Linked DNA regions of Homo sapiens: region 1 is linked to region 2. Evidence: read pairs that join two places in POLR2A ChIA-PET (ENCODE). Cell type or tissue: A673. All regions are shown on one strand. Links, peaks and the distances in the headings refer to the core of each region. The heading gives the core; the rest is flanking DNA. Region 1 has its middle 58 kb from the start of LINC01450. Region 2 overlaps SUGCT (succinyl-CoA:glutarate-CoA transferase).

Evidence for each region. ChIA-PET counts read pairs that join two places held together with the same protein. Peaks named below come from ENCODE experiments on the same cell type or tissue, not always from the same donor. Only the 100,000 strongest peaks of a DNase experiment are listed, where the experiment ranks them.
Region 1: POLR2A ChIA-PET joins it to region 2 with 8 read pairs; 2 of 35 experiments call an interaction of 5 or more read pairs at or near these places.

What each region holds. Positions count from the first base shown.
Region 1 is chr7:41,029,864-41,046,527 of GRCh38, reverse strand. It overlaps a transcript of SUGCT not described here. Among named protein-coding and RNA genes, the nearest start is that of LINC01450, 58 kb to the right of the region's middle. In A673, for the core only: no CTCF peak of the experiment used is centred there; a DNase peak (open chromatin) is centred at 10,507.
Region 2 is chr7:40,186,615-40,203,278 of GRCh38, reverse strand. It overlaps SUGCT (succinyl-CoA:glutarate-CoA transferase), which reads right to left. Exons shown (of 14, transcript NM_001193313.2): 4 at 14,699-14,784; 5 at 13,685-13,735; 6 at 8,219-8,339. Among named protein-coding and RNA genes, the nearest start is that of SUGCT, 60 kb to the right of the region's middle. In A673, for the core only: no CTCF peak of the experiment used is centred there; no DNase peak of the experiment used is centred there.

The DNA.
Region 1 (16,664 bases), core at 5,904-13,903, 840 kb before region 2:
GACCTACGTTATTGGCTAGCAGAGTCATTTTTTAGTTTAACTCACATCCGGTTAGGCACAAAGATATTTTTAAGGCTACTTGGTGGGGGGCGAGAACACATCAGGGGTCACTCCAAATTCATTCCAAATCAGAGCCTCTCAGGCCAACCCCACAGAGAGCCAGAAGGAGGAAATGACTCACTCCCTGGGCCCATTGCTCTCTCGTAATATGTTAAAACTCCTTCTCCCGTGCAGAAGTCCAGGGACCATCACTGAGGTTCAGCTGCTACTTGAAGTCAAGTCCTGCCCCAAAGGCACCCATTGCCCTCCTCCTCTTAGAGGAAGCCCATGTTCTGTGGATATGTGTATGTAATGGGCCATCCTTATATGGAATAAAAAGTTGACAGAAACAGGTTTCCCAGCTTCCCACTTTCCTGTGATGATCTCTGAATGTCGGTTGGTGAAATGAGATGATTAATAAATCCCTAATAAATAGGAATCACTCATTTCCCTTACCTCACCATTCTTCAGATCCATTATTTTCAAGTGAACTGGTAGATACAGTTAGAACTGTATAACGATGCATTGTCCTTCATTGGGCCAAAATTTATAATATTTATGTACTCACTCATTTATCCATCAGGCCATCCATCTATTCAAAAATGCCTAAGTGCCCAGTCTCCAGCACAGCGAGACCAGGAGACAGATGCCATTCTAGAGCTGATGGCTGCCTGGGGTTGGAGAAAGGCCAGGGAGTAAACAAAGGCAATCCTGTGGCACCAGATCTGAGGCTTGGAAAGCATGTGAGTGGCATCAGGCAGGTGGTCAGTGCCACCTGCAGGCAGCAGGAAGGCTTCTGAGGCTGGAGGAGCAGGTATTTCCAGGCATGGAACTGGCAAAGTCACAACAGGCAATGAAAGATCTTTGAGCCATTTCACCTCTTGCCCTTACTCATGGGACTTTTTCTTCCTTGATTTCCCTAACCCAGCATGAAGGAAACTCTGGCACACAGCAGAAAGCTAGCAAAAGCCCACTGAGAGAGGTATGAGTACATTAATAGTGATGAGTAGTTAAAAGAAAGATAAATACAATAATTTTTTTAAAAAGTGAAGGCAACTGCATGGGAGGATCGGTGAACACAGGGTTGTGAATGGCTGCTTGTGGCTCACTCATCCATGGCAGACACCACTGCGCACCACGGAAGGCTTTCCAGTTGAGTTAAATGGCAAAGGACTCACAGCCCACCCTATTGGAGTATAAACTGGCACACAAAACGGAACCTACTTGCCATTTGCATTTGTAGACTATTCTTATGAGGATCTTGACCATGAAGAGTAAAATAAATAAAATCCTATAAAATATTAGAGAGGAGAATATTTTCTCTATTAGAGTCTTTGAATGTACCTGGAAAAAATATAAAATAGAATGTCTACATAGCAGTCATATCGCATATGGTAACAGCACTAAAAGAAACGGATATTTCTAGAATGCGTATAATTTTTTTCACTGTTGTATTTGTTCCTACATTCAACAAGTAATTTGGATTACCTGTGATGTGCAATGTGCTCTCTCGGAGGGTATTGTGAGGGTTATTGAATTGTGAAGATAAAGGGTCATGGGTATTGCAGAGAGAAGGATGAACTTTCCAAAGTCAGCATTTAAGAAAGATCTAAAGGACGTAGAACTGGACTTGAAAAAAAAGTGGGTTGTAACTTATACATGTGGGAATTGGTATGACATTTTAGAAAGAAAAAAATAGCCTGAAAACGCAGAAAAATAAAAATTAGGAGGAGAGGGAATTACAGGGAAAAATTTAATGTGTCCAGAATATGTATGCTCTATGCTGAGTGCAGCCTGGGCATTAGTTAACTAAATCCTCTCTTAATCATGTTCTGTCAGTCAGTATAAGGGTCCAGCAGACAGTGTACTCATATTCTTATATGTTGAGACCTTAAGAAAAATAAGTGACATTTTTAGGAAGCAGAGATCATGAGAGTCATAGCTAATAGGACCTCATTCATTGTGTCTATTTGGTCCTGGGAGAAAAGCTCAAACCACTGGCTCAGTGCCAGGCTGTCCTTCCACCTCTTGGTAGGAAGCGTATACAGCCAGGCTTCTTGTTCCCAAGAAACAAAATATAATGGATCTGTTGGAAAAAAATTATTTAATTGCTTTGATCTTCATTTTTCTCAGATGCAAATTGTCGAGAAATATCAGCCTCAAAGGATTGTTGTAATTAGTAGACAAAATATATGAGTCTAGCCAGATAGAGAGTAAGTGCTCAGTATACATGAATTATGGATTGTGGATAGTAAAAGCATGTTTCTGATATTGGTGGTGCATCAGAATCACTCAGAGGGCTTCTTAAAACACGGATTTCTGGGTCCACCTCCAGAGATTCTGATTCTGTAGGTGTGGAGAGGACCTGAACATTGCAGCCACAGGTGATGCTGCTGGTTCATGGGCCACTCTGTGGAGACCCTGCACTGGGCTATACTGCTTTTCTCTGCTGCATCACTTGACACACCCACTCAGGGGCCTCTAAACAACTCTGGACTCAGAGATAGAGCTGATAAACTCATCCAGGAAAATGTTTTAGATAACCCAATTTGCTACCTATTAATTAAAATAAATGAGAACAAAATAAAATGGTAGAATTTATTTCAGGCACTTTAGGTCCTGAAGTGAAAAAAATATATAGAGAAAGAAAGAGTTAGGAATGCTTTTGAAACCATACCTTTCCTATTAGTGCAGTGATATTGGAAATTTGAGAATTTCCTGGCTAATAAAATGTAGTCATCTTTCTACATAGCAAAAAGGCTACTGACTTCATTTGGCCCGTGAATATTATAGAATTCAAGTTGCTTTTTTTATCTATTCTTCCCCTTCTCTTTTCCACCCTCCCAACTCCATTATCCAGGACAGGGCTACACTGGGCACTCAAGGACAGCTTTGGCTGACACTTCTACAATAGACAAAGCATTGTTTAATTTGACACCCAACTGAGCATAGATGAAGCAGCCCTGGGAATAGGTCAGACACATTCTCTAAACTTTAAGGTTTCTTCTCAAATGTCTTAACGTTAAGGTTGAAAGACAGAAAACCCTAACCCACATCTCCCTCTCAAATATCCTGAGGTTGCTGAGTAGAGCTTTAGAACAGAAACTTAGCTCTTCTGGGAAACCACCAGTTTTCCAACAAAAGACACAGCACAATGAAAACTTCTGAGATTAATTGGAAAGTAGCAGATGTGGAAAGAAACAGCAGTATGCTGGCCATACATGTAAATAATCCTGCCTCCCTTAGTCCCCATCTCTAGTGGAAAATCAGCATAAAACTACTTTCTGAGAAAACTCTATGTGGAAGAATAGATGCCTCCCTCTCAGTACAGGTTAGCAGCCGCATCAGTTAGGAGGGTCCCACGCAAGCAACCAGGAACAGCTTCAAAACATTGCTGACCAGTGGAATCTGAGGTGAACTTCATACCGTCACCTTAAACAAAGAGGGAGAGACCATAACGCACGTGGCTGCTTCTTTACAAGAGATTTTCCCCATAAACCTCATTGCCTTTGCTATCCAACTGGCTCCCACCAATGTGTGCTCATGAACGTGTAAGCAAAGGAAACAACATTTATTGAGTGCCTTCCTATGTACTAGATCTTGTGCTAGGTACTTTACAAATAATATCTCATTTAATCTTCACAGCAACCCTGTGAGGAAATGCACATGTTGCATTAACAGATGAGGAGATGTGGGCTTAACCAAGGTGCAGCCACTTGCTTAATGTTAGTGATATGACCAGGATTACAACCTGGGCCTATTTGAAGCAACATCCAACCATTGCTGTCACCAAAAGATCTGTCTGGCTTTTTCTAATTTTAAAATTACAGTAAACTACACATAACAAAATTTACCATCATAATCATTTTTAAGTATATAGTTCAGTAGTTACGTATATTCACATTGTTGAGCAACCAATCTCCAGAGACTTTTCATCTTAAAAAACTGAAACTCTATACCTATTGAACAATAACTCTCCATTTTCCCTTCCCCTCTGCTCCTGGCAATCATCATCTTACTTTCTGTCTCTGTGAATTTGACTACTCTAGATACCTCATGTAGGTGGAATTACAGAAAATTTGTCTTTTTCTGACTGGTTGATTTCACTTAGCATAATGTCCTTAAGGTTGATGCATATTGTAGCAAATGTCAGAATTTCCCTCCTTTTTAAGGCTGAATAATATTTAAATTGTAAGTATACGGCACATTTTTTTTATCTGTTCACCTATTGGACCTACACTAGAGTTGTTCCCGCATTATAAGTATCATGAACAATGCTGCAATGAACATGAGTGTGTAAATATCTCTCTGAGACTCTACTCTCAATTCTTCTGGATATATACCCAGAAGCGGAATTTCTGGATCACATGAACATTTTATTTTTAATTTTTTGAGGAACTATCATAGTGTCTCATTTTACATTCTCACCATTTTACATTCTCACCAACAGTGCCTGCAAAAAATTCCAATTTCTCTACATCCTTACCGACATTTATTTTCTGTTTTTTTTTGTTTTGTTTTGTTTTGTTTTTTAAAGTAACCACCTTAGTGGATGTGAGGAGTGTGGTTTTGATTTGCATTTCCCTTAGGATTAGTGATGTTGGGCATCTTTCCACATGCTTATTAGCCATTTGTATATCTTCTTTAAGGAAACATCTATTCAAGTCATTTGCCCATTTTAAAATCAGGTTATTTGTTTTCTTATTGTTTAGTTGTAGTTCTTTGAACATTTTGAATATTAATCTTTATCAGATACATAACTTGCAAATATTTTCTCCCATTCCATAGGTTGTCTTTTCACTTTGTTGATTGTGTCCTTTGATGCATAGAAATTTTAAAAATTTTGATGTGGTCCAATTTATTTTTTCTTTTGTTTTCTGGGCTTTTGATGCATGTCAAAAAATCGCCATATTCAATCTCATGAAGCTTTTTCTCTATTTTTTTTTTTTTTGGTAAGAGTTTTGTAGTTTTAGCTCTTATGTTTAGGTCTTTGATCTATTTTGAGTTACTTTTGTATATTCTGTAAGGTAAGGTTTCAACTTTACTCTTTTCCATATGGGTAACCAGTTTTTTGAATACCACTTGTTGAAAAGACTGACCTGGCTGGGCATGGTGGCTCGCGCCTGTAATCTCAGCATTTTGGGAAGCCAAGTCAGGAGGATTATTTTAGCCCAGGAGTTTGAGACCAGCCTAGGCAACGTAGCAAGACCCTGTCTTCACAAAAAATTAAAAATTAGCAGGCCGAGTGTGGTGGCTCACACCTGTAGTCCCAGCACTTTGGGAGGTTGAGGCAGGTGGATCACGAGGTCAGGAGTTTGAGACCAGCCTGGCCAACATGGTGAAACCCCATCTCTACTAAAAATACAAAAATTAGCCAGGTGTGGTGGCACACACCTGTAGTTCCAGTTACTCGGGAGGCTGAGGCAGTAGAATTTCTTGAACCTGGGAGGCAGAGTTTGCAGTGAGCCGAGACTGTGCCACTGCACTTCAGACTGGGCGACAGAGTGAGACTTCATCTCAAAAGAAGAAATTAGCCAGGCATGGTGGTATATTCCTGTAGTCTCAGCTACTCAGGAGGCTGAGGTAGGAGGATCACGTGAGCCTAGGAGGTCAAGGCTGCAGTGAGCCATGATCATGCCACTGCACTCCAGCCTGGGCAACAGAACAAGACACTATTTGAAAAAAAAAAAAAAGAGAGAGAGAGAGAAGAGGAGAGGAGAGAAGACAAGACAAGATAAGTCCAAACCAGACTGTCCTTTCCCCATTGAATAGTTCTGGTACCCTTGTCATAAATCATTTGACCACATATGCAAGGGTTTATATTTGGGCTATCTGTTCTATTCCATTGATCTGTGTGTCTATCTTTATGACACTCTGTTTTGATTATTACAACTTTGTAATAAAGTTTGACATTGGAAAGTGAGGGATCTTTAATTTTGTTCTTTTTTCAACATTGCTTTAGCTATCAAAAGATCTATTCTGAAAAGGAAAAAAATAAAGGAGAAGCTTTTCAAGTCCAAGAATGAAATAGAGTTCTCAAACATACAAAAACTGTTTGGCTTGCCTATGAATACAGTAAAGGTGCCAGAACACGCTTCCAGTTTAAGAGGATCACTCTTAATAAGAATCTGAGACTGTTGTTCCCTCCTTCATCAGGTAGGTCTGCTGATTTTAGAATTAACCCTGGACTGTCACCAGTCTTCCCCCTACTCTCCTAGCCACTGAGGGTCCCAGCTGAGTCTCTTGGTTAAATGAGTTGCTCTACATGGGAAGTTGTGTTGTATTAACACCCTCAGAATCAGCAATCCAAGAACAGCAGAGCAAAGGAGATCAGTAGTAAACAGAATGAGATTTATGGGAGCCCCGCGGGGGTTGTGACCATTCAGGAGAGGGAGCTCCCTTTCCAGTTTTCAGTTTAGTGGCAGAAGGTCAGAACCTGGCAGAACAAATACACCAAATTCCGTAGGAAATACCTCTTTCAATCCAAGGCACTGTGGCTGGATATGTGAGTGGTTATGGAAACCTTTTCTTCTCTCTTGCAGAAACACACAATCAACAAGAAATATGAGAAGAAACAATATTGTTAGCACATTGGAAGATAATGGCAGGAGGTCCATGGGAGCCTGGGACCAGTCATCATGCCAAAGCTGAGGAAACATGAGCAAGAAGGCAAGAAGACAAGCCTTGGGAACGAAGGAAGCCACGTGGTGCTGCAGCCAGAGGCTGCAGGGATTTTCTCAGGGCCTCGTTGCTCACCCCAAGGCTTGTCCCAAGGCTCAGCAGGCTTGCTAAAATAGCCTTAGGCAACAGTGGGGCCTGGGGATGGGGAAAGGCCTCTTCCTCTTCATTACCCCTCTCCATCGCTCTTCCCACTCCCTGGAGCTCTTGCCTTCTCAAGTATTCCCTGGTCATCACCCCTGTGGTCTCTCCTTCCAAGAAATCTTTAAGCCCTTCCAAGAATCCAAGCCCCTGATTCATTCCACTCCAACCCCAAACACATTCTAGATATGCATGCACACATATACACACTCTTACACACACACACACACACACAGCCCACACTGGACTCTTTTTTTCCACCTTGATACTGGTCTCACAAGGGTCAGCTCCCTGGTGTGGTGTCTGGGGTCCCTCACACAGGGAATGCTGAGAGATTGGCTTTCAACGGCAAACATATGTTAGAGTGTTTGATGCCTTCACGTTGACAGAACAGAGAGTTATAGGGACTTTGAATTACGAAAGGGACTCTGGACTAGCCTGGGCAACATAGTGAGACCCTGTCTCTACAAAATAAACTTTTTAAAATTAGCATGGTGGCATGTGCCAGTGATCCCAGCTACTCAAGGGGCTGAGGTGGGAGGATCCTTGAGCCTGGGAGTTTGAGGCTGTGGTGAGCTGTGATTGCACCAGTGCTCTCCAGCCTGGGAACAGAGCGAGACCCTGTCTCAAAAAACGGAAAACAAATAAAGAGAAGGGGTTTCTGCTAGAGAAAGAGCTGCCCACAGAGAAGTTAGTGAAATGACAAAGGGAATTAAAATAAAATAATAAAGCATATATAAGAGAAATAAAAGAATAATTACTATTTCCAGAGCACTTTCTCTTTGCCCCACTCCCCTTTCCCCACGTTGCATGCCCCATGTCAGTTAACCCTGACAGCCCCATTTCGAGGTCAATATCACTATCTTCAGCTTGCTGATGATGAAACTGAAGTGAAGAGAGATGGAGCCCAATGTGCTCTCTTTTATGGAAACTATGAGGCATGGTATGGGAGGCAGAGATTTGGCCTTCATTGATTAATGTGTTCTCCTTCTGTGAATAGAGCCAGCTTATGGGGAGTTCAAACTGGGTTTCTAAAGCTGTCCCACAGCAGGGTGATCCTCCACTGTTGATGAGGAGGCAACTCACCTTCCTTTCCTGTCTGAAACTAGCACCGGTCACAGAAGAGTTGGCAGAGGGGTACTGGGGGTACTGGGTATATTAAGAGTAAGTGAAATATGACTACTTGTCTGTTCAGGGCAGCAGCCACGTCCCACGTAAAAACAGGCCTGCGGAACATTCCCTGAATGGACAGAGATGGGAGCCTCCCTTGGGCTTTCAGCCAAGGTGCCATTTTCGAGGGTTTTCTCAAGGCCTCTGTTTGCTGCCTGCAGAATAGCAGAAGGAAGAATCAGAGGAAAGTCAATACACAGCAGGCATCAGCTGCAAGTGCCTAGGTCAGAAGCCTCCAGCAAGTGCCCCACACAGCCCTGTAGCAACCTTCTACTTACACCAGGCCCAACAGAGGAGGGCAAAAAGGAGGTCAGACGGATGCCTCACTTTCCACCTGTCCCAGCTCCGGGCAGGCAGGTGCCCTGAGCTGCCCACTTCTCCAAGCCCTCTCACAATCCTTCCTTTGTCCCCCTCCATTTCAAGACTTTCTTGGAAAGAAAAATATAAGAAAGATCAGAAGCACTCTTCCCCCGCTTGCAGGGTGTGTATGTATTATTAGATAATTTTTTTCCTTTCCTGTGTTCTGAGTGACCCAACAACATTCCCTCATAGCAACTGCACTTTTATATGGATTAAGAACCAAATGTCGAAAACACAACAGAAAAAGGAATCTTATTGCAGTTTCCAACATCGGACCTGCCAAGAACTAGGAGCTTCAGGGAAGCTAAATCAATTACTTAAGAAGTTTCCATATTTTCAGCTTTTCTCAAGAAAAGCTGGAGGGATACTCAAACCTACCTTTCCAAAAAAAAAAAAAAAGTGCACACATGGCGGTGAACTGATAACTGAGGCATTTCCACGGTCTGCATGTTGGAAGGAGGGTCTATCTAGACATTTGCCAAGGACACTAAAGCTGATTCCAGAAGGCCTCTGGAATTGCAACTGAAATGACCCTTTCAATTAGTGAACTTTTCCAGGTTAGTTAAGAAATTTTCACTGTTCTGTCAGTAAATTCAATAATTTGAAACTCAGTGTTCTGAAATAAAAAAAAAAAAAGGCTGAGCACATGGACTTTACTGTCTTCTTTCTAGAATCTTCTTGAGAATTATGTAATATATCTTTTTTTTTTTTAAAGTATCATTCAGCTTAACACAACTCACCTAATGTGTGTTAAGTGCCTGGTGTGAGGATTCAGATTCAGTAAGGACACAGGAGTTCACAATTTAGAGGGAAAGACAGGCATGCAAGTGAGACCCACAGACATATGTAATCCATACTTCAAAGGCGAGAGTGTCTATGTGGGGGGAAATGATTCGGCTTCAGAGGGGCAGAAAAAACTAAAAAATAATGGAGACAAATGCCCTTGGTTGGCAAGGTAAAAAAGGCAATCCCAAAGGAAGGGCTTTCTTTGTGCTACAAATTTCACACACGTAATCATATTTCATCCACACATGCACAGGTGAGTTTCAGTGTTACAGGATTTGTCTATCCATTTTATAAGTGAGGTAATTATGATTGAGATAATGAGAGTCGAAGTCACTTGTCCCAGGTTACTAAAAAAGTAAACCACAGTTTGGACTCAAGCAGCTAACTTACCATCTGAGTTAGAGTCTGTGAATTAGACTCAAAGTTTGTGCCTGATTGCAGCAGACTGGCTTTGGTCAAGAGGGAAGGTAAGGAGTTCTGTTCTTAAAATGCCAAGCTTAAGGTACATGTAACAGAAGATTAGCTGGGAATAAAGGTCTGGGATTAGAAGGGAGTTTGGAGAGAGATATGAGAGCACTGAACAGATTGGTGGCAGCTGAGGTGTGTTTGAGCCTGAGGAAGTTTGTCCTGGGCGGGGATTTGGTAAGAAAAGCAGCAGTGGCAGCTATTAGGTTGGTGCAAAACTAACTGCTGTTTTTGCCAATAAAAGTAATGGCAATTACTTTTGCACCATCCCAGTAGAGTCCTGGGTTATGGCAGGAATCAAGGGATGAACAGAGAAAAGAGGGAGAGGGGCTGAGACAGTCAAGGGAGTGGAGGAAATACAGAAATCGGAAGAGAGGAGAATCTTAAGGAACGAACAGTGTCAAGACATGACATAAATGCTGCCAAGAGCTCATACAGAATGAAAGTAGTCATTAAACTCACCAACCAGTTGGTGTCAGACCAGATTTAGAACCCAGGTTGTTTGTCTTGTAATATCATGCTCTTTAATATTATGCTTTTCTGATGTAGAAACATTTCTAACATAAATTGTTACAAAAAGTCTGACAGCTATGAAAATTTTCTCGAAAGGTGCCTTAATTGAAACACTTTCCTGGTGAGGCCAGACACAGGAGCTGTTTGTCCATTCACTCATTCAGTCATTCGCCCATGCACTCGCTCATCCACTCATTATTGCACCCATTGATTCACTCATGCATTCCACAAATTTGTTTGAGCCTCTATAATAAGCCTGGCACCAGTCAAGTAAGCAAGACTTCCCACAGTGAGGGGACCTGAGTCCTCCCTGAAGGATCTTGCAGCCTCAGAGGAAACTGTCACTTGAACAAAGACGCTCATCTGTCTGTTGAACAGGATGTGAGACAAAACCACAGGGGGTTCCAAAGGCATGGGGCTGCTCCCCCTGAGGAGTCAGAGAAGCTTCAAAGACAAGGGAGCCTGATCCTGGTCCTATGAGCTGCATCATGTGAGGCAGATGGGAGAAAATGCAAGGCTGGGGGTTCCTGTGAGGTGAGGTGTCGGCAGTGCAGGCTGTGTGGAGACACGAGGAAGCTGCGTGGCCAGAGTGAGCTCCCACAGGTCAACAAGCTGCCCTCCTCCTGATATTTGATATATCAGCACACCACCTGCATTATTTGATGTTTTTACTTAAATCAACCATTTTAAGATAGTTTAGCTTCAAACTTTAAAATCCACAAAATTGCAGTTTTGATGCAGTATTTATTTTTCCTAAGACATTAAAATTTCAAAAAAGATATTTAACTGTGTATCTTGTAAACAACCTGTCCTAGGCATAACAAAATGTGAACACCTCAGGCCAGAGGGTAAAGGTGAGAGTATAGAGGGATGGGTCTTACATTTGGGAGGCCCAGCAACCCTTTGAGAGCATGATGGAAACAACGCAGCCCCTCTTTGCACCATGTGTGTAAATGCACTCCCAAGTGATATTTTGCATGTTATTTCAGGATGGAAGGGCCCAGGGGTTCCTGGATGAGAGGTGAAGTCACCCTGCTGTAGGAGTAAGAGGGCCCTATTGTAAGTGGTTGTGTTACAGCACAAAAGAGCAAAAGTGCACCCACCTGCTATTCATCTTATTTGGATTCCTGGAGACCACCTGGTTGCATTCAATAGCCAAGAAAAAGTTTCAAGAACCTTCTTTTCTCAGCGATACGAATACTGTAGCTATAAGAGGCCCAGGCAATGCCATGGGCCTTGGCCTGTGTGCACTGGGTACTTTGCCCCTCTACTGACTACAGGAATAGACTGAGTTAGCAGGCAGCTGGTGGCAAAGAAGAACACCGCTGGGGACAAAGGCCAGATCAGTGCCCCAGTGCCCAAGTGCTTCTCAGACCATTGGCCAGCCTGTGGGGCAGAGAAATAGGGAGTCCAGCCAGCCCATGCTGAGACGGTCTGGAAGGGGCAGCTGGAGCAGAACCACGCTATTCAAATTCTCAACTCCATTTCTGAGGCTGGGGGCCTTATTAAGTGATACCCCCATCACCCCTAGAAAGAGGCCTAGACAAGAAGTAAGGTTTGCCTTCTGTTGGCAAATACCTCCACTCAGAGGCCACTCCATCTTCCTCAAAAGACCAGAAAGAAGGGCAGACTGAAGGAAGGAAGAAAGAAAAGAAGCTAAGAAGGATGAATGGACACGCAGAAGAAGAATGTGGCTGCTGCTTTAAATGTACCAGTTTAAGCTCCAAACACAGTAGCTAAGAGCTCATGTTAAATGGTGAATAAATGAAAAGGTCAACATGTCTAGGGACCCAATTACCCTCAGCCTGGTGCACAAGAAGTCCCAATTAGTCTCATCAGCTCGCTTCTGTGGGTCTAGATGTGAGCAGCTCTGACCCCTCCAGCCCCAGCAAGATTGTGTTCATGGGTCCAAATGCTCCATGGTCAGCCTTGTTTTCTTAAGGCTCAGACTCGGCTCTAAACACTTGATTGTTTGACCCAAGGAGAAAAAGTCTGGCCCAGAGGTAATGAACTGTTAGTTCTCAATCTGTTTTACTTTCATGGAAAATGAGAATTCTCTCGACCACACAGATATTACATGAATCAAGATGTACTGTGCCCCCTTCTCCCTTGCACACACTCATGAGCACACACACATACGCACGCACTGCTGAATTCAAATGATCCAGGTTGGACCATGCCAGCATATCATAATTTAAATGCTCTCAACACCATGACAAGTATAATTAAGTTGCTCACATGTATTGCATTGTATTGGTTTCATGACCTATTATACTCAGGATGCCATGGTTATCCTAAGCAAAACAGTTTGATACTAATACCCTGTCACCATAATGTACACGGACAACATTGATAGGTTCATACCTCTGTGGAGACAGAAACTTTGCATTTTGACAATCTCATCCTTCTTTTTTAGCATTATTTCCCCTCCCTTGTGTCAATTATCTTTTCCATATCCCTCACCTACTTGGCCCCCCAAGACCCAATTCCAGTTTCATTTTCTTCAAGACCTTGCTGTCAGATGGGGACCAGCTCAGCACACGGGGCCAGCTCAGCACATGGGGCCACCTCAGACCCATCATAGGTCAATAGTTCTTCAAGTCTGACTCAGGAACCCCCTGAGTCAAAACATTTGGGTGCTTGTTAATTCAAGTTCCTGGGCTCTGCTAACTGAATCACAATTTCCAGGAGTGGGAAAGAGAAAGAAGCATTTTAAATAAGTTTCCTGGAAATTCCTGCATGTGCACATTTGCATGCATACCTCCCATCCCCTCCCTCCAGACTGTAAAACCTCTAAGATAAGTTATTTGACCTCCTAGAGCCATAACAGAAGTTTGTAAACCATAAAGACTTGGAAATTTCAAGACACCATTCTAAGAGTTGGTCTCAGCTGGGGATGAGTTAACATGTTTGGGTCCCAGAGTTCCTACTGTATGCAATCGTCTCAGATGTAGTTTTTGACAGCTACCTCTGCAAAAGCCAACAGATAATCAGGGAAATTTAAATGGCCATACAGCATCATACAAAGGACAAAAAAGAGAACTAGGGTGGTAAGAGAGCAGGTAGTGGAAGTGAGTCCAGAAAGGAAAGCAAGACAGAAGAGATGAAGGGAAAAGAAGTTTGCAGTTGTTGATCTGACTTACTGCAACTTCTGAAGATTGAGTATTCAGATGTCCCCTCAATGAGAGAGCTAATGGTTCCTGAACCACCTACAATTTGATTGTTGAATGACCAAATGTTTGGGCCTGGCTAGTTTCCTTTGTCCTCTACACATTAGGCCATACAAAACAGGGGCTTAAATTGGGGTGTTTTTTGGCCCCACGCAGTGGCTCATGCCTGTAATCCCAGGACTTTGGAAGGCCAAGGTGGGTGGATCACAAGGTCAGGAGATCGAGACCATCCTGGCCAACATGGTGAAACCCTGTGTCTACTAAAAATACAAAAATTAGCTGGGCATGATGGCATGTGCCTATAGTCCCAGCTACTCAGGAGGCTGAGGCAGGAGAATCGCTTGAACCCGGGAGGCAGAGGTTGCAGTGAGCCAAGGTCTCACCACTGCACTTCAGCCTAGCGACAGAGTGAGACTCCGTCTCAAAACAAACAAATAAACAAACAAAAACTGGGGTTTTTTGTTTTTACCCCACTGAAAAGCACTCACTTCAGGAGCCTAGAGATAAAGCTCTGTGTCACTCAGAGGTGGCATTCTGCATAGAACACAAATTAGTCTCCTGTGGCTTAGCCAGTTTATTTTTCTCTGATGACACATCTGAAGGTAGGCTCCACCATATTTTTAAGGTTCAAGGCTCTTTCCGTCTTTCTGGTCTGACTTTCTTAGAATGTAGTTGTGTACTTACAGTGAGTCTACTCTTGCCTTTCCTTTACATTCCAGGCAAAAAAAGAGGAAGACAGGCAACAGGAAGGAAAGGATACCTTCGTATCAGGAAAATGAAACTTTCTCTGAATCGCCAGCAATCTTCTGCTTCTCACTGGTGAGAATTGTCTGAGATGGTGAACTCCACTGAAAAAGAAAAAAAAAAAAACATGAGAAATGTAGCTTTTATTTTTAAAATGTAGGACATTGTCCCCTTGAACAAAACTGGGATTCTATTAGCAAGGAAAAAGATGCACATGGGTACTAGGTAGGTAACCAGCAGTGTGTACCCCAAGTCTGGAGATGTGCACTTGGCCTATCTGGGGAAGATAATTCTTTTGTTGTGTGTATTTGCTTGTTGGTTTAGTTCTACAGCCCTTACAGCTGTGGTGTGAAAGGCAATAATATGAATTTCCTGTCTTGTTCATATAATCCCCCAGCTTTTAGCATGTGCTTCAAGCATCTTCAGTCTAATTTTAGGTTCATTCATTCATTCATTCATTCATTCATTGAGACCCTACTAGATACTGGGCACAGGGCTCCACTCCATGAGCATGATGGAGTGAAGCTGGCTCCTATACTCATGAGCTTGCATTCTAGTAGAGAGAGGAGGATGCATGATCAGGTAAGTACAAGGTGGAGAGAAGAGTGCCACAACAAGGGAAGTAAATGATGCAATGGGGCACACAATATGCCAGGCATGCAGCCCATTAGGGGTTAGGGAGGGTGCTCAGAGAAGAGTAAGAGAGGAAGGTAATAGAGATGAGTGGGTGGGTCATTCTAGGAGAAATGGTAAGTATGATCTAAAGAATTTGGAAGAAGAATGTTGGCCTTCTGGAAATTTTGAAAGTTCAGAATATCTGAAATATAGCCTTTGAAACAAGGAAAAGCCAACAGGAGGTAGGCAACGGTCAGATCGTGATGCCCTTGTCCAGAAAGCACAGGGAGCCAATGACGGGCTTGAAGTGGAAGTCACAGATGGCCACAGACAGTCATGCTGTAACCTTGACCTGTCTGGAAAAGACTATTTTTACCACTGTGGATCAATCAGTTGAGACAATTCCATTCCAAATGATTTTGTTCTTACTTGGCAAAGCAACTGGGTAGAAAACAGATAATTTTCTTTCTCAGTCCTTTTTAGCAGTACTATGCAGACACAGCTTCCAAAATTCATAAATCAGAGAGCCCAGACCATATTGCTAGCATCCTCACCAACCTGTGACATTTCAGGCCATCATTTCAGGTTTCAGTGAACTGCCCTGCCGAGACTTGGCATAAGCTATTAGCATAGAAGACAGAGAATTCTTGATTTAAATAATCCTATGGGCCAGCCTGGGTAACATAGTGAGGCCCCATCTCTACACAAAATTTAAAAATTAGGCCAGCGTGGTGGCTTGCATTTGTGGTCCTAGCTACTTGGGAAGCTGAAGTGGGAAGATCACTTGAGCCCGGGAGACGGAAGTTGCTGTGTGCTGAGATCGTGTCACTGCACACCAACCTGGGCAGCAGAGTGAGACTCTTATCTCAAAATAAACAAATAATCAATCCTGTGGCACTTGGTTCCTACTACATTATCTACGATGCACTAATATGTCCTCCAACTATGAGTAATCATTACAGCACTCCCCTCTGTATCCTCCTCCCTTGGGGGTGGTCTGACCTGTTTCCTCCCTTTCTCCTCACTCACCACCCTGGGCTACTCCCACAACTCAGAGGCAACGATCTCACTTCTAGCCAATGAAGACTCACCTTGGAATTAACTTTTTATCATAACTGTAAAGACCAAACAGAAATGTCAGCATACATTCAGAATTTATAATGTATGATTAATCCAGGATGGAAATTGGGGTGGTGTGGGAAATCCTTAGATACTAAATAAAAATGTGTGAAAAATTCAAGCAGCAGATAACTTGGAAATCTAATCTTAAAATTTCTCAGCAGGAAAATGTAAAGGGAGGGACGAGAGGAGGAAGTAAAGAGTGCAAGGAAACATGTAAAATGAATGTTTATTTGCTTATTATTTTATAACCATCCTCTTTATGTGTATTTTCCAGACTGTATGTTATCACTGCCTTAATGGATGAGTCAAAAATCAGAAGGGTTAAATGAACTCCTAAAGGATGAAAGCCAGACTTTCCATTTCACCCACCATTTTTCAGAAAGTAAGGCTTCCAAATGAAACTCCATTTTGCCTACTCTCAGAAAAACCAAAAAAGCAGAAGATGGTGAATCACTGAAGATCTTAATAATGAAAAAAAAAAGCCTCTGGAAAACTTATGTCCACATAAAAACCTGCACATGGCAGTTTTATTCATAACTGACAAAAAGTGGTAGCCAAGATGTTTTAAATAGGCAAACAGCAAAACTGTGGCACGTGTATACAATGGTGTATTAATCAACAATAAAACAAGTGAGTTATCAGGCCATGAAAAGACATGGAGAAGCCTTAATGCATACTGTAAAGTAAAAGATGCTATTCTGAACAGGCTGCATTCTGTATGAGTCCAACTCTATAACATTGTGGAAAGGACAAAAGCTATAGAGATAATAAAAGGATCAGTGTTCTGCAGGAGTTGGGGAGGCGAGAGATGAGGGATGAACAGGTGAAGCCATGAGATTTTTAGGGCAGTTAAACTATTAC
Region 2 (16,664 bases), core at 5,625-13,624:
AAAAGATTATGAAACCAGTTTTGCTGCCATTAGCTTATCATCCATTTGAGGATATGTGAGAAAAGGTGAAAAGCTAAATAAAACCTTCAGCTGAATTTCCTTGGAAAGAGTTGTTATTGTATGCTAGGCATCTCATTCTGTCATAAGAGAGGAGCAAGCTGTTTTCCCCTTAACTTAAGCCACACAAGAGAGACTTCCAAAAAAGCGTCAGAGACCTTGATACAAGCTAAGGGAATTTGGGAATTCTGGGAATTTGGAATTACCTAAGCACCTGTGGCATGTGTCTGAAAGAATACCAAAGGCAAGGGGTTATGGCTACATCGGCTAAAAGCAACAGAGCTAAGAGTTCGGAATAAACTGTACACCTGCCAATGGCCAAGGAGGAGGGAGGATTTTTCCCCATGGGCCAAGTTCACCATGAGGAAAGCAGAAGGAGTTTATCTGAAAAGGAATTCTACCCATGAGGGCTGCCTATAGGACAAGGTGATCATAACAGATAGACTCTGTGTATAGACAACCACAAAAAACAGGGACTGAAGTGGGAGAACTACAATCTGAGGTCTCTGAGGAGACTACAAAACTCCCCATAAAGAGAGCCACCTACAGAACTTCAGGCACACAGAAGGCTCCACTGCAGGTTACAACTACACCAGTCAAGTCATACCCTTATTGCACCCTTTAACTTGCTTCCCTTCCCTGGGAGGGCCTGATTCTGAAAAAAACCACAAATAGCAGCTAACAATAGGAAAAGATGGATAATGAAGAAACTGACTAGGCTCTTCCGAAACACATAGACATGCAGACACATGCATGCATGTGCATACATAATACAAACACACACACATGCAACATATGTGCACCTGTAATACAAACACACACACATCCTCTTCACATTCCCAAGAAAGTAGCCTGAAGTTGGGGAAAAGGAGACGTCATAAACTGGACAAGAGTCTGAGGTTTTGATATTAGACTGGACTGAACATTTTAATACTTTAAACGAAATAACTGCCAGGCATGGTGGCTCACGTCTATAATCCCAACACTTTGGGAGGCCGATGCAGGAAGATCACTTCAGCCCAGGAGTTCAAAACCAGCCTGGGCAACATGGTGAAACCCCATCTCTACCAAAAATACAAAAACTATCCGGGCGTGGTGGCATGCACCTGTAGTCCCAGCTTCTCGAGAGGCTGAGGAGGAGGATGATTTGAGCCTGGGAAGCAGAGGTTGCAGTGAGCCGAGATCGCACCACTGCACTACAGACTGGGCAACAGAGCCAGACCCTGTTTCAAAAGAAAAGAAAAGAAATAACTGAGGAGAAAAAAAATCTATAGGACTTGCCTGGGATTTCATCTATGAGCAAAGAGAATAAGTGGACAGTGCAGGTTTGCAGAGGTGGGCTGGGAGAGAAGAAAGCATCTGGTGGTACTCCAGTAAGTCCAACTCATGTAACACATCTGTTATATGTGTATGGGTAAAAAGAAATATTTAAAGATAAAAGGTTATACTGTTGGGGAATAAAATAAAGGCATAAAGTCATTTTCTGGAATCAGTCCATGTCTACAGACAAAATATAATCTCAGTCCTTAGCTCCAAGGGCTGTGTTTTGAAACCCTATATTTATATGCTAAGTTTCTCTTCCCCTGCAGAGATGGTGTCATTATTTCTTTAAATAATGAGCTTAATATGAAATGGTAAATATGTCAAACCACACTTTCACTAAAGATCACTGTCTATACAGTTGGACAGATGGCCACAATATCCTGAAACTCTGGTGAAAAAATATTTCCTGATATAAGAGGGTGCAACAGAGACACTCATAATTTAGACCAGTAGTTTTCAATTGTTTTGACTATGAGGGTTCCCTTTAATATCATCTATTAAACTATCATCTCCATATTGATTATTTATTCAGTCTAAAAATGATACTTAATGCAGTGTGAACATCGCCAGATGAACTAGACTACTGTCTTTAGAAATTTTTAAAAAATCTTGCTGATTGTTATCCCATTTTACTCCACTCTGCCTCTCTTATTTTATTCTTCCTTCTCTTCTTCCTTTCTTCATTCCCTCCTTCCTTTTTCCTTCATTCCCTCTTCCTTCCTTTCTTATTTTCCCTCTCTCTAGTCTTAATGTCTTTTCTCACCTTCAAAACATCTATGAATTTGCAGTATGGATTTGCAGATCCTATTCTAATTATTCTATCTTTTTTTAAAGCTATAGTTATGTGGTGAATATGCCGAAAATAAGAACACACACACACAGACTAACTCATGCCGTAAGAATCCAACTGCAGCAGTGTTTTGTTTTGTATTCCCGTTGCTGTGATATGAATGTAGAATGCAGTTGCTAAATAATTTGCCTCATCCATTTGGGCTCACCATTCTCTGCTATTGACTCTGAAACACTATGAGGGCCTTTAATAATCTTTAAAAAATTATCTTTATAGCTACTCTGTGAAACCTGAGCCCCATTTCAATCTCCAATGCCTATAATGAAGTCAGTCAACCAGGAATTGAATTCTACCTCTTTTTTTTTAATCTGCATTCTACTGAAAAATCCTACTTCTTTTAAAGATTATGATCCTACCCCTCCACTGCTCAGACCCATCCTAGCATGTCATGGCCCCTGCACACCTCTGCAGTATCTTTTCAAGCATACTGCTCTCAGTTTTTAGTGTTCCAAACACTTCGGCTTTCTCTTAGATCCTTAAAGGCGTCTAGATCTTTCCTACCACGGAGCCTTTGCACATGGTATTCTCTCTGCCTCAATCACTTCTCCCCTTGCTCATTACATGGCTGGCTCCTTGTCATCCTTCAGGTCTCTTAAATGTTACCCCCCTCAAAAAAAAACCTTCCCTGACAAGCCCATTTACAGCATGCAACCCCTCCTCTGTTAATCTCCACCACAGTACTATTTCATTCTTTCATAATAGTATAGTTTGCTAATACATGTTGTATTTATTATATGTTTTAACTTGTTTATAGAATGTCTCTGACCTAGGCTGTCAGCTCCTTAAAAATGCAAGGACAATGTCTACATTGTTTGCCCTGAGCACTCAACACAGCCAGGAATATACAGAAGATCAAGAAATAGTTGTTTGGGGGTAGGAAAGGGAAGAAAGGAAGGAAATAAGGAGGGGAGCTATTTGGGCATTTCTGAATCTTTTATTCTCACTTAAATCATAAAATACAGAATGACGAATACTCATGTACCAGCCAGTCAGTTTATTTTGTGAATATAATTGAAATTCTGTGGTTCTCTCTTCCCTGTCCCATATCCTACCTCCCCACTCCCCAGGGTTAATCATTCTCTTGAATTTTGTACTATTCATTACCTTGTATGTCTTCATATTTTAAACACATATATTTTGTATGATTTTAACTCTATGTAATGCTATATAAATAGAGATTAAGGAAATGTCCCTGAGGAATTCACAAAAATAAAAAAGGCACTTTTCAAACCCTCTTCCTTTAAAAAAAAAAAAAAGAAACTTCATTAAATGACATGTACAGTGTTCCCACTACAAACTCAGTCTAGTCAATAATATAATGAAATGTTTATCCTTCCAGAAAGAAAGAGTAATGAAATTAACAAGAACAGGAGAAATAACATTTTAAAATGTAGTGGCGAGGATTCCTACTGCTAAATTTTTATAATTAATAACATGTTCAGAAGATACGAGGGAAAGAAGGTACAACTTAAAATTAAATTGTTAGGGGAAATACCATTGTACTTCTAAAAGTATAGAGAAATATAGAGTGGTCACTTCACAAATATAAATATGTCCTTCAGAGAATCTTCCTACCCAGTGGTACACAGGAAACACTGCCCTTTTCACAAAAATAATTCCTAGTGAATAATAGCTGTTTAAACACTGCCCCCTAATGTGCATACTCAGCTTCCTCTGAAATGATAAGAGGACCATGCTAATAAAAATAATCAGGTCCTTCCTCCCTTGTGATCACTCTAGCATTTTTGTCCTGCAGACCAGATTTCATAGACTGAGGCAATTTCAACCACACAACTGTCAGAGTGCATTAAAGTCAATCTCCCAGCCATTCTAAGATTACTCTCATCAGCAATAGGGCCAACATGTGAGTGAGAACAAACTATTTGGGCTTGGACAGCACTGACAAGAGAGCAATACCATTGGGAAATATCAGGAAAGTCTAGGATCTCAATCACAACATGTGCAACTTTAGACTGATGTAATCAGTCTTATTAAAAAAAAAACACACACACACAGACACACTGATTACCAAGAAAATCAAACTTTTTTTTTTTTTGAGGTGGAGTCTCACTCTGTCACCCAGGCTGGAATGCAATGGCATGATTTCGGCTCACTGCAACCTCTGCCTCCAGGTTCATGCAATTCTCCTGCCTCATCCTTCCAAGTAGCTGGGATTATAGTCACCCACCATACCCAGCTAATTTTTGTATTTTTAGTAGAGACGGGGTTTCGTCATGTTGGTCAGGCTGGTCTTGAACTCCTGACCTCAGGTGATCCGCCCGCCTTGGCCTCTCAAAGTGTTGGGATTACAGTCACCCACCACCATACCCAGCTAATTTTTGTATTTTTAGTAGAGACGGGGGTTTTGTCATGTTGGTCAGGCTGGTCTCGAACTCCTGACCTCAGGTGATCCGCCCGCCTCGGCCTCTCAAAGTGCTGGGATTACAGGCATGAGCCACCACGCCCAGCCAAGAAAATCAAATTTTAAAAAAAGAGATGAACCTTGCTTTATATGCACACAAACTCACAACTCATGAATGACTTTGGCTTCCAGAAGAATCTGTTGAAATTTAGACTCCCTGACTAATAAATTTGTTCATGACTTCCACTATTGCAAATAAAATTAACAAGCGAAAGAAAATGGCAAAAATATATTATTCTCAAGTAGCACTGTTCAGTGTCACCTAATTACAAAATCTGTCATTACTTATTGATATGTCTAAGTATGGAAAGCATAGAGGCACTTACTACTAAGACAAGAAGCCTGAGTTTTAAACCCATCTGCTATTAAATAGCTGTGTGACCTTAGGTCTGGATCTGTTTCATTATCAGGAAATAAAGGAGAACGGAGTATATAGATGTTATTCTAATAACTGTCAGGAGGTGGGAATTAGGAGATTATAGAATAATGAGAGGTACGTTTTCAGACTACACATATCTGCCTATCACCCTCTCATTCCTCCATAATATCACTAAAAAGCACATGATAGAACCATTCTTCCTTGTCTGAGAACTACTGAATTATATAATCTATCTCCAATGCCATTTCACCACACTAAAATTTTAATACAGAATTTGAGAACTGTAAGAAAACTTAGAGACTCTCCAATCATTAAGTCAAGGCCCAGAAGAACTTTTGACCCTAACCAGTTAGTTATAAATGTGAATCATTAGGAAGTGTGGGCTTCCCAAGTAGACTAACATTTTTTTTGACTCGATGATGTGATAAAATGTATTATTATTCTCAATTGTCATCCTGCTCGAAACCCACACCCTATGCCATGTGACTTTGTAGTTCCTCCCTCTGAAACAGAATGTATTTCACCACCCATTGGTATTGGACTTGGCCATGTGACTTGCTTTGACAAATACTCCATTTGTTAGCAGATGCATTGGGAGCACAGGCTTTAAACACACTGGTGAAAATGGGCTTGTTCTCTTGCACTCCACCTTTCCCTATGAGGGGAGATGCATTTGGTGGCCACTGATCCAAGGAGGATAACAGACATGCAGAGCATACCAGTCCCCCAATGCACAACTTGGAGCCAAACCTAACCAGTCTGTATCAACTGAATCCCAGCCAACCACAGACATGGGAAACAGAAATAAATGCTTATTGTCATATAGCATTTTGCATTTGTTGGCTATGCAGCGTTTTTATGGTAATATGATAATTCAGAAGATAATTTACCTATATTAAGATTTTAAACCTCAACATTTCCATTAGATTACAAGATTCTGATGGAAAAAAATCTCTCCCTCACTCTGTCACACATATAAATATTGTTTAGACAGAAAAATGAAAATATGATTATGGATCTATAAAACAGCACATTTTAAAAAGTGAGATCTAGTGGCCAAGAATCATCTACCAAGTACAGAACCTGTCATTCAGTACAAAAGTTAATCATCAGGGCCGGGCACAGTGGCTCACACGTGTAATCCCAACACTTTGGGAGGCTGATGTGGGTGGATCACTTGAGGTCAGGAGTTCAAGACCAGTCTGGCCAACATGGTGAAACCCCATCTCTACTAAAAATACAAAAATTAGCCAGGCAAGGTGGTACATGCCCGTAATCCCATCTACTCGGGTGGCTGAGGCAGGAGACTCACCTGAACCTAGGAGGTGGAGGTTGCAGTGAGCTGAGATTGCACCAAAGCACTCCAACCTGAGGAACAGAGAGATACACTGCCTCCAAAAAAGAAACTGCTGTTGGCTGTGGAACCCCTATCATGTGCTCTGCATTACAGGTGGAACTGGGAATAGAATAACACAATCACATAAGGCAAGGAGTTCAAGACCAGCCTGGCCAACATGGCAAAACCTCATCTCTATGAAAAACACACAAAAAATTACCCGGGTGTGGTGGCTAGTGCACTTGGTGTTGTCCTGCCTAAAACCCTCTTCGCCAGTAGCTATGTGGTTCACTCCTTTACCCCATGCAGGTCTCTACTCAAATGTCACCATATGGGTAGGGCATTCTCTCACCTACCAGTTTGAAATAACTTATCCTCACCCCACCCCCTTGCCAACTACCAGACTCAATTACCAAAAACAAAAACAAAAGTGCTTATTTATTTACTATCTATCACCCTAACCTAGCATATAAATGCTCTAGAGAGCACAGATGGATTTTTATCACTCCTGTATTCCAGAATCTGAGTCTATTGCCTGGAAGATCAAAGGCTTGCAGTAAATATTTGGTGGATGACTGAGTAAAAACTTAAAATATTATGAATTTTTCTGATGCAAACTATTAATATAACATTTTATGTTATGAGTCACTTTTCTCTATCGCATCCCTAATTAAGAGTTAAGTACTTATATAGAAAACTAAGTAACACCGTGACTTTTTCCCTTTAGCCTAAACATACACATACATGCATATATAAGAGGTTCACTGGCAAGGGCTGAACAATTGGAAGACTTTATGCCACTCTTTTCCTTCCTTTGGCTTAGTGCTTCTGAATATATTGAAGGGATACCTTGGGTTCCTATGTTATTATCTTAAAGCCAATTAACATTTCAACTGTAGGCCAGGAGTGATGGCTCATGCCTCTAATCCCAGCACTTTGGGAGACCAAGGTGGGTGGATCACTTGAGGTCAGGATTTAGAGACCAGCCTCGCCAACATGGTGAAACACTGTCTCTACTAAAAATACAAAAATCAGCCAGGCATGGTGGTAGGCACCTGTAACCCCAGACACTCAGGAGGCTGAGGCAGGAGAATCCTTTGAACCTAGGGGCAGAGGGTGCAGTGAGCCGAGATCATGCCACTAAACTCCAGGCTGGGCGACAGAGTGAGACTCTGTCTCAAAAAAAAAAAAAAAAAAAAAAAAGAATTGTTTTCAACTGTAAATTCACCTATGCAAGAGTTAATAACAGTATTTTGTAAACATTTGCAAAACATCAACATAAAACTTAGCAAAACTATAGGCAGACAATTCAAAGAAGAAATACAAATAGCCAATAAATTTATGAAAATATTCATTTAGGTTAATGTTTCTTAATAATGTTCAGCAGCCAAGGCCGGACGTGGTGGCTCACGCCTGTAATCCCAGCACTTTGGGAGACTGAAGAGAGCAGATCACGAGGTCAGGAGATTGAGACCATCCTGGCCAACATGGTGAAACCCCGTCTCTACTAAAAATACAAAAATTAGCTGGGCGTGGTGGCGCGTGCCTGGTAATCCCAGCTACTCAGGAGGCTAAGGCAGAAGAATCGCTTGAACCAGGGAGTCAGAGGTTGCAGTAAGCCGAGATCGCGCCACTACACTCCAGCCTGGCAACAGAGCGAGACTCTGTCTCAAAAAAAAAAAAAAAAAAGAAAAAAGAAAAAAGTAAGTTCAGCAACCTAAACGGCCTTGGAAAAAGGAAAACAGAATAACTTCCAAAAAAAAAAAAAGCCAGCAAAAGGTTTCTTATAGCAATAAGAAAACACAGAAACTGGAAAACCTTTTAACTGACAAGGGTGTGGGGTTGAAATACCTGTGATGGAACAATAGATGATGTGAGGAGCAATCTCGTCTATATCTTCATATCCCAGGCCCATTGCAGACAGTTTGCCAGGGACATAGTTTTCCACAAACACATCACAAACAGCTGCAAGCTGATGGAAGAGGTGAACATGAGTCAGACTTCCACTCAACAAATCCCCACATGATAGAATTTTAACTTTACACAATTGATTCTCCCTTTGTAATAGCTCAGAAAAATCACAGGACTGATGAAGCAAATTAGATAAACATAGAAGTTCTAGTCAACTACTTAAAGCATTACTGTCAGTAAAATAATGGCTATTAAAGTTTTTGTAAGTACATGTAAGTACATGCAGAATGGATTCTGCATCCTTCAAATGTAATAAATATCTAGACTACATGGTCTGTCCAAATAGATTCTCAAAAGATTAGGTAGAAAAATTAGAATGTAAGTACACTAAATCAATGAAAAACATTTTTTAAACCTTTACAAGAAAACTAAATAGGCCAGGTGTGGTTGTTCACTCCTCTAATCTCAGCACTTTGGGAGGCCAAGGCAGGTGGACTGCTTGAGCCCAGGAGTTCAAGATCAGGAGTTCAAGACCAGCCTGGGCAACATGGCAAAATCCCATCTCTACAAAAATTAGCCAGACACGGTGGTGCATACCTATGGTCCCAGCTGCTCGGGAGGCTCAGGTGGGAGGATCACTTGAGCCGGTAAATTGAGGCTGCAATGAGCCGTGATGGCGCCACTGCACTCCAGCCTGGGAGACTGTTAGACCTTGTCTCCAAAAACAGACCTAAACACAATATCTCTACTACTCAGCATCCCTATTATTATGTAATATTCCTCATTATAACATGCACTTAACGCACTTAAGCAGGATTCTGAAATGTTTTCACACCTTTCAGATGCATTCTTCCCAAAGAGTTTTAAATGTATTTAAGAACCACTGGAGTTTTTTTTCTTCAGGCTACTAAACTATAGCCCAGTAAACCAGGAACTGTCAGGAACAAAATCCAGATTGTGATGCCCAGACCGCTGTTACGGGAATTAGAGGACAATGCAGCATTGTAAACCTTAATTTTACAGAAATTTTACAAAAAATTGGGAAATTTTTTTCCCAAAATTTCAATTGTGACTACATACTTTTAAAAATGTTTTTAAAGGGCCAGGTGCAGTGACTCACACCTATAGTCCCAGCACTTTGGGAGGCCGAGGGGGGCAGATCATTTGAGGTCAGGAGTTCAAGACCAGCCTGGCCAACATGGTAAAACCCTGTCTCTACTAAAATTACAAAAAAATGAGCCAGGTGTGGTGGCACATGCCTGTAATCCCAGCTACTCGGGAGGCTGAGACACAAGAATCACTTGAACCTGGGAGACAGAGGTCACAGTGAGCCGAGATCATGCCACTGCACTCCAGCCTGGGTGACAGAGTGAGAACCTGCTTCAAAAAAAAAAAAAATCTTTTTTAAATAAATTGGCCGGGCATAGTGGCTCACACCTGTAAATCCCAGCACTTTGGGGGGCCTAGGTAGGCAGATCACTTAAGGTCAGGAGTTCGAGACCAGCCTGGCCAATATGGCGAAACCCTGTCTCTACAAAAACTACAAAAATTAGCTGGACGTGGTGGCACGTGCCTGTAGTCTCAGCTACTCAGGAGGCTGAGGCAGGAGAATCACTTGAACCCAGGAGGTGGAGGTGCAGTGAGCCAAGATCGTGCTGCTGCACTCCAGCCTGGGGCAACAGAGTGAGACTCCATCTCAAAAAAAAAAAAAAAAAAAAAACACAGTAATTGGCCAGGCCAAATAGCTCACACCTGTAATCCCAACACTTTGTGAGGCTGAGTCGGGGGGATAGATCACTTGAGGTCAGGAGTTCAAGACATGCCTGGGCAACATACCAAGGCTTCGTCTCTACAAAAAATTTAAAAATTAGCCAGGCATGGTGGCACATGCCTGTAGTCCCAGCTACACAGGAGGTTGAAGAAGGAGGACTGCTTGAGCCCAGAAGGTGGAGGCTGCAGTGAGCCAAATTCTCACTACTGCACTCCAGCCTGGGCAACAGAGTGAGACTGTCTCAAAAAAAAAAAAAAAAACACTACTACAAGCACTAAAGAAAATAAACTGCAGGCTGGCCAGGCACAGTAGCTCATACCTGCAATCCCAGCTCTTTGGGAGGCTGAGGCAGGTAGATTACCTGAGGTCAGGAGTTCAGGACCAGCCTGACCTACACGGTGAAACCCCGTCTCTACTAAAAATTACAAAAATTAGCCAGGCATGGTGGTGGGCACCTGAAGTCCCAGCTACTCGGGAGGCTGAGACAGGAGAATTGCTTGAACCCAGAAGGCAGAGGTTGGAGTGAGCCGAGATCGCACCATTGTACCCTAGCCTGGGAGACAAGAGCAAAACTCCACCTCAAAAAAAAAAAAAAAAAAGAAAGAAAGAAAATAAACTGCATGCTATATAGCAAAATTCTAATATTTTTGTTTCATCTAGGCATAGGATAAATGAGAGTTCATTATTCTTTCAACTTTTCTGAATGTTTTAATTTTTCATAACAAAATGTTATAGGAAAATAAAACTCATGCATTGCTCTGCTGACCATAACACATGCCCATAATAATGATATTGTAACTGTCAACTAATTAACATAGAAAATTGTCTGAAATATTGGATAAGACATGATCAGAAGTTATCAAATCATATTGCCACAATAATACTAAGTTTCATATAGGTTTTCTAGGCAGAGTTTCAGTTTTTACACAACCTGTTTTTGGTTAGCCTAGCTGACAAAGGAGTCATACTTTTTGAAGCTCTCATGTATCCAGCTGATTGCCTTGTGTAATACTTTGGAACTGTTTCTATAAACTAAACTCATTGTATTAGCAATCATAGCCACCAAGGCCTAAATGGAGAGGGGTTATTTTTGCTAATCCTTTTTTTTTTTTTTTTTTTTTTGAGATGGAATCTCACTGTGTCACCCAGGCTGGAGTGCAATGGTGCAATATCGGCTCACTGCAACCTCCGCCTGTCGGGTTCAAGCAATTCTCCTGCCTCAGCCTCCCAAGTAGCTGGGACTACAGGCACGCACCAACACGCCCAGCTAATTTTTGCATTTCTAGTAGAGACAGGGTTTCACCATGTTGGCCAGGCTGGTCTCGAAGTCCTAACCTCATGATCCGCCCACCTCGGCGTCCCAAAGTGCTGGGATTACAGGCGTGAGCCACCATGCCTGGCATTTTTTGCTACTCTTAAGGCCAGAAGAGAAATCTGTACCAGAAATATGAAAGACTAGAGAAAAAATAATTTTTCCTTTAGATAGTAAGATACATAACTTATTAATTGTAATAACTATCTAAAAGCAATTGGCTGGCCATGGTGGTTCCCACCTGTAATCCCAGCATTTTGGGTGGCTGAGGCATGCGGATTGCTTGAGGCCAGGAAAACAATTTAGAAAAATCAAACCAAGTTTCAAAAGAAAAACAGAAACAAACCTAAGTTATGCTACAGGAAAGATATGGGAAGAAAGAGTGGTAAGATCAGGATGATTTTCAAGTTTTGGGTTCAAAATATATCTAGTTAACGAAAATTCTAAATTGGCTGCATTGATCCAGCAGAACTAAAAAGAATGGTCCCTGATTCTGATCTTAATAATTAAAGATTATCTTTCAATAACTGAGACAGAGAACATAAAGCAGCAGCAGAGCAATTGAAGCTAAGTTAATGTTTTGGTAAAAAATAAAGTTTGAGGCCAGGCGCGGTAGCTCACGCCTGTAATCCCAGCACTTTGAGAGGCCGAGGCGGGTGGATCACCTGAGGTTAGGAGTTTGAGACTAGACTGACCAATATGGTGAAACCCCATCTCTACTAAAAATATAAAAATTAGCCGGGCATGGTGGCACATACCTGTGGACTCAGCTACTCCGCAGGCTGAGACAGGAGAATTGCTTGAAACCAGGAGGCAAAGGTTGCAGTGAGCCGAGATCGCGCCACTGCACTCCAGCCTGGGTGACACGGCAAGACTCTGTCTCTAAATAAATAAGTTTGAGACTTGGTTCTCTAACCAAATAGCCCTAAGTACAGTTGGCCCTTGAACAACAGGGGTTTGAACTGTGCAAGTCCACCCCTAGGTGGATTCTTTTCAACCAAACGTGGATGGAAAATGCAGTATTCACTGGATGCAAAACCCATGTACCCTGACAGGCAATTTTTTGTATAAGCAGGTTCCACAGGGCCGACTGCAGGACTTGAGTATGCACAGATTTTGGTATATGTGGAGGTTCTAGTAGAACCAATCCCCTGAATACAGAAGAATACTATACAACCATTAGATTCAACTTAAACCTTAACAAGGATGGCAAACAAGGTTTATCCCACATGATGAATCCAACATCAGGAACATAGGAATAATAATAGCTAATACCTCATGAGTGCTGACTATGTGGCAAGCACTCGTCTACACATTTTACAAAGACTAACTCAATTCTAACAACAACCCTAGAGAGTAGGTACTATTGGGCTGGGCGCGGTGGCTCACACCTGTAAATCCCAGCACTTTGGAGGCCAAGGTAGGCAGATCACTTGAAGTAAGGAGTTCGAACCAGCCTGGCCAACATGGTGAAACCCCATTGCTACTAAAATTACAAAAATTAGCCAGGTGTGCTAGTGCACACCTGTAATCCCAGCTACTCCAGAGGCTGAGGCAAGAGAATTGCTTGAACCCAGGAGGTGGAGGTTGCAGTGAGCTGAGATCATGCCACTGCCCTCCAGCCTGGGCAACAAAGCGAGACTGTTTCTAAAAAAAGAAAGAAAGTAGGTACTATTATTACCTCCAGTTTACTAATGAAGAAACTGAGACACAAAGAAGTTATGTAACCTGTCTGAGGTCATATAGCCAGTAAGCACAGAAGGCAGGATTCAAATCCCATGCAAAGGTATCCACCCTTAATTTAACCACTGTGCCTTCCAGCTCCTCTAAGAAAGATGCTCAGATCAGGTCTGGATATATTGGTCATCTGAGTAAGGGTTAGAGAAAGCTTGGACTTTCCAGTGATGTGACCCAGATCCAAATGTCAGCTTTTCCCCATACTAGCTAGGGAATCTTGGAGCATCACTTAGGCACCAGGAAACTCAATTCCCTTTTATGTAAATGAGATTTCAATACTTCATTTACAAGGTAAAATCTGAGGATTAGAGGAGATAATGTGAGCAAAGTGCCCAAGCCCAGGATTTGCTGCAGAGTTGGTGCTCAGTCAATAGTAGCTAGCACCATAATGATACACAATATACAAAAAATTTAAAGCACATCACACTTACAAAGAAGTATACAAATCAAAGTAAATACTTAAAAGGTATTTGTTGCAAACGTACAGATCACCCATAAAATTGAGTTTTAAAACACTTTTGCTCTGATATTCCAAACCCTAATTATAACCTAGGTGGTAGGATGCTTTCTATACATCATACTGTACCTCTTTGATGATTTTCACCCCTTTTGGATCCTTGATATTAACAGCAATACTCTAAAAATTAAAAAATATATATATATATATTATTTCGATGACCAAAACACAAGAAGCCCAATCCCCACCACTATGCAATATACCCACATAACAAACATGCACATGTATCCCCTGAATCTAAAATAAAAAGTAAAAAAAAAAAAAAGTATGTGTATTAAAATACTATCATAAAAGTTTTTCTTTTTTTCTTTTTTTACTTTTTGAGATGGAGTCTTGCTCTGTCACCCAGGCTGGAGTGCAGTGGTGCAATCTTGGCTCACTGCAACCTCTGCCTCCCGGGTTCAGGCGATTCACATGCCTCAGCCTCCCAAGTAGCTGGGATTACAGGCACACGCCACCACGCCCAGCTAATGTTTGTATTTTTAGTAGAGACGGGGTATCGCCATATTGGCCAGGATGGTCTCGATCTCCTGACCTCGTGATCCGCCCGCCTCAGCCACCCAAAGTGCTGGGATTAAAGGCATGAGCCACCGTGCCCAGCCATGAAAGTTCTTCTTATTGCTGACAAGAAAGCCATTCATATCATAGATCATCCTCTTAAATTTATTTTATGCATGAAGAAATATTTAAATCATCTTTACTGATTCTATTTACCATGAGGATATATTAATATGCTAACAAGGATGATAGGAGATGTTTTTAAAGTATAATACCGAGTGTTAGGCAATTATTCCCTAATAATAACAAATGTAAGGAATCAAATAATTTTTCTATTTCATAAAATTATTTCCATTATAAATTCTTATGAAATGTTCTAAGTTACTTAGTAGGTAAGAAAGAGTAGTAAAAAGCTCCATTATTTCTACTTAGTGAATGGTAAATGAATAGAATTTTAATTTATTTGAAATATTAGTTACATCTTAATTTTTTTAAGGAAGAAAAAAACAAGCCACAATGATATCAACAGTTTTGCTATTATAAGAGAATTACACACAAAAAGCAAAAAAGGGATGATATTCTTACTTTTTTATTTCGGTTAACACTGAGATAATATGTACTTTCTGTCCCAACAAAAGGTGGCCCCCAAGTTCGTGTATCATCACCAGCTCCTGAAAATAATAACATGAGCTATTAATCTTTGGGGTTTGTTTTTTTTTTTTTTTTTTTTTGGAGATGGAGTCTTGCTCTGTTGCCCAGGCTGGAGTGCAGAGGAACGATCTCTGCTCACTGCAACCTCTACCTCCTGGGTTCGGGTAATTCTCCTGCCTCAGCCACCTGAGTAGCTGGGATTACAGGTGTGCACCACCATACCTGGCTAATTTTTGTATTTTTAGTAGAGACAGGATTTCACCATGTTGGCCAGGCTGGTCTCAAACTCCTGACCTCAGGTGATCCACCCGCTTCAGCTTCCCAAAGTGCTGGGATTACAGGCGTGAGCCACCGCGCCCATCCATTTAAAGCAGTTTCTAAGTGACCTTGAAAATAAAAATAAAAATAGTACTACCAACTTCTAGAACTATAATTTCACTGTACCATCAATTGCTAAAACTAGCTGGGATTACAGGTACCCGCCAACATGCCCGGCTAATTTTTGTATTTTTAGTAGAGACAGGGTTTCACCATATTGGTCAGGCTCATCTCAAACTCCTGACTTCAAATGATCCACCCGCCTCAGCCTCCCAAAGTGCTGGGATTACAGGTATGAGCCACCGCACCCAGCCAAGAAGCATTAGTTCTAACTGGAGATAAACCAATGACATCTCCTGCATCAGCCTCCATAGTAACTGAGATTACAGGCGTGCACCACCATGCCCGACTAATTTTTTATTTTTAGTAGAGACAGGGTTTCACAATATTGGCCGGGCTAGTTCCGAACTCCTGACCTCAATCCTGACTTCAAGTGACCCAGCCGCCTAGGCCTCCCAAAGTGATCCCACTGCACCAGGCTAGTAGTTTATTTTAGATATTTGCACTCATATCTCAGGTGGAGATAATGTCAGGAGTCTAAACTGGAGGCCTACAGGCTTTCCTGATCTAACTGGGGTTTCAGAAGGCTCTGTGTCCATGGCACATGACAGGAAATGTATGGTTAAAGGACATAAACTGGAAAAACCTGCAGCTTGGGAGACATGTTTTATTTGACCCACACAATTCTTTTTTTTTTTATTATTATACTTTAAGTTTTAGGGTACATGTGCACAACGTGCAGGTTTGTTACATATGTATACATAAGCCATGTTGGTGTGCTGCACCCATTAACTCATCATTTAACATTAGGTATATCTCCTAATGCTATCCCTCCCCACTCCCCACACCCCACGACAGGCCCCGGTGTGTGATATTCCCCTTCCTGTGTCCATGTGTTCTCATTGTTCAATTCCCACCTATGAGTGAGAACATGCAGTGTTTGGTTTTTTGTCCTTGTGATAGTTTGCTGAGAATGATGGTTTCCAGCTTCATCCATGTCCCTACGAAGGACATGAACTCATCATTTTTTATGGCTGCATAGTATTCCATGGTGTATATGTGCCACATTTTCTTAATCCAGTCTATCATTGTTGGACATTTGGGTTGGTTCCAAGTCTTTGCTATTGTGAACAGTGCCGCAATAAACATACGTGACCTGCACAATTCTTAAAATTTTTAACTAGCTGCCATGATTTCAAAATCTGGAAATCTTTAAAAATTCACACTGCCTTTCTTAGATGACCTTTTGACACACTCATTCATTCAACAAATATTTAATGAGCACCAACTATGTCACAGACACTGCTCTGTGCAGAGCAGACACAGCAGTGAACAAAAGACCAACAGCCCTGGCCTCGTGTCCCCTAGTGGAGACAATGCTGAAATTTCAGCTGCATCCTTGCTCACTTCCCTGCTCACTTTCCTCACTTAGGTTCCCTGCCTGGCCCTGCAGGCACACAGATACACCCACTGACTGGCTAACTCTACAAAAAGAAGAGTATACATAAATATAATATGCTCT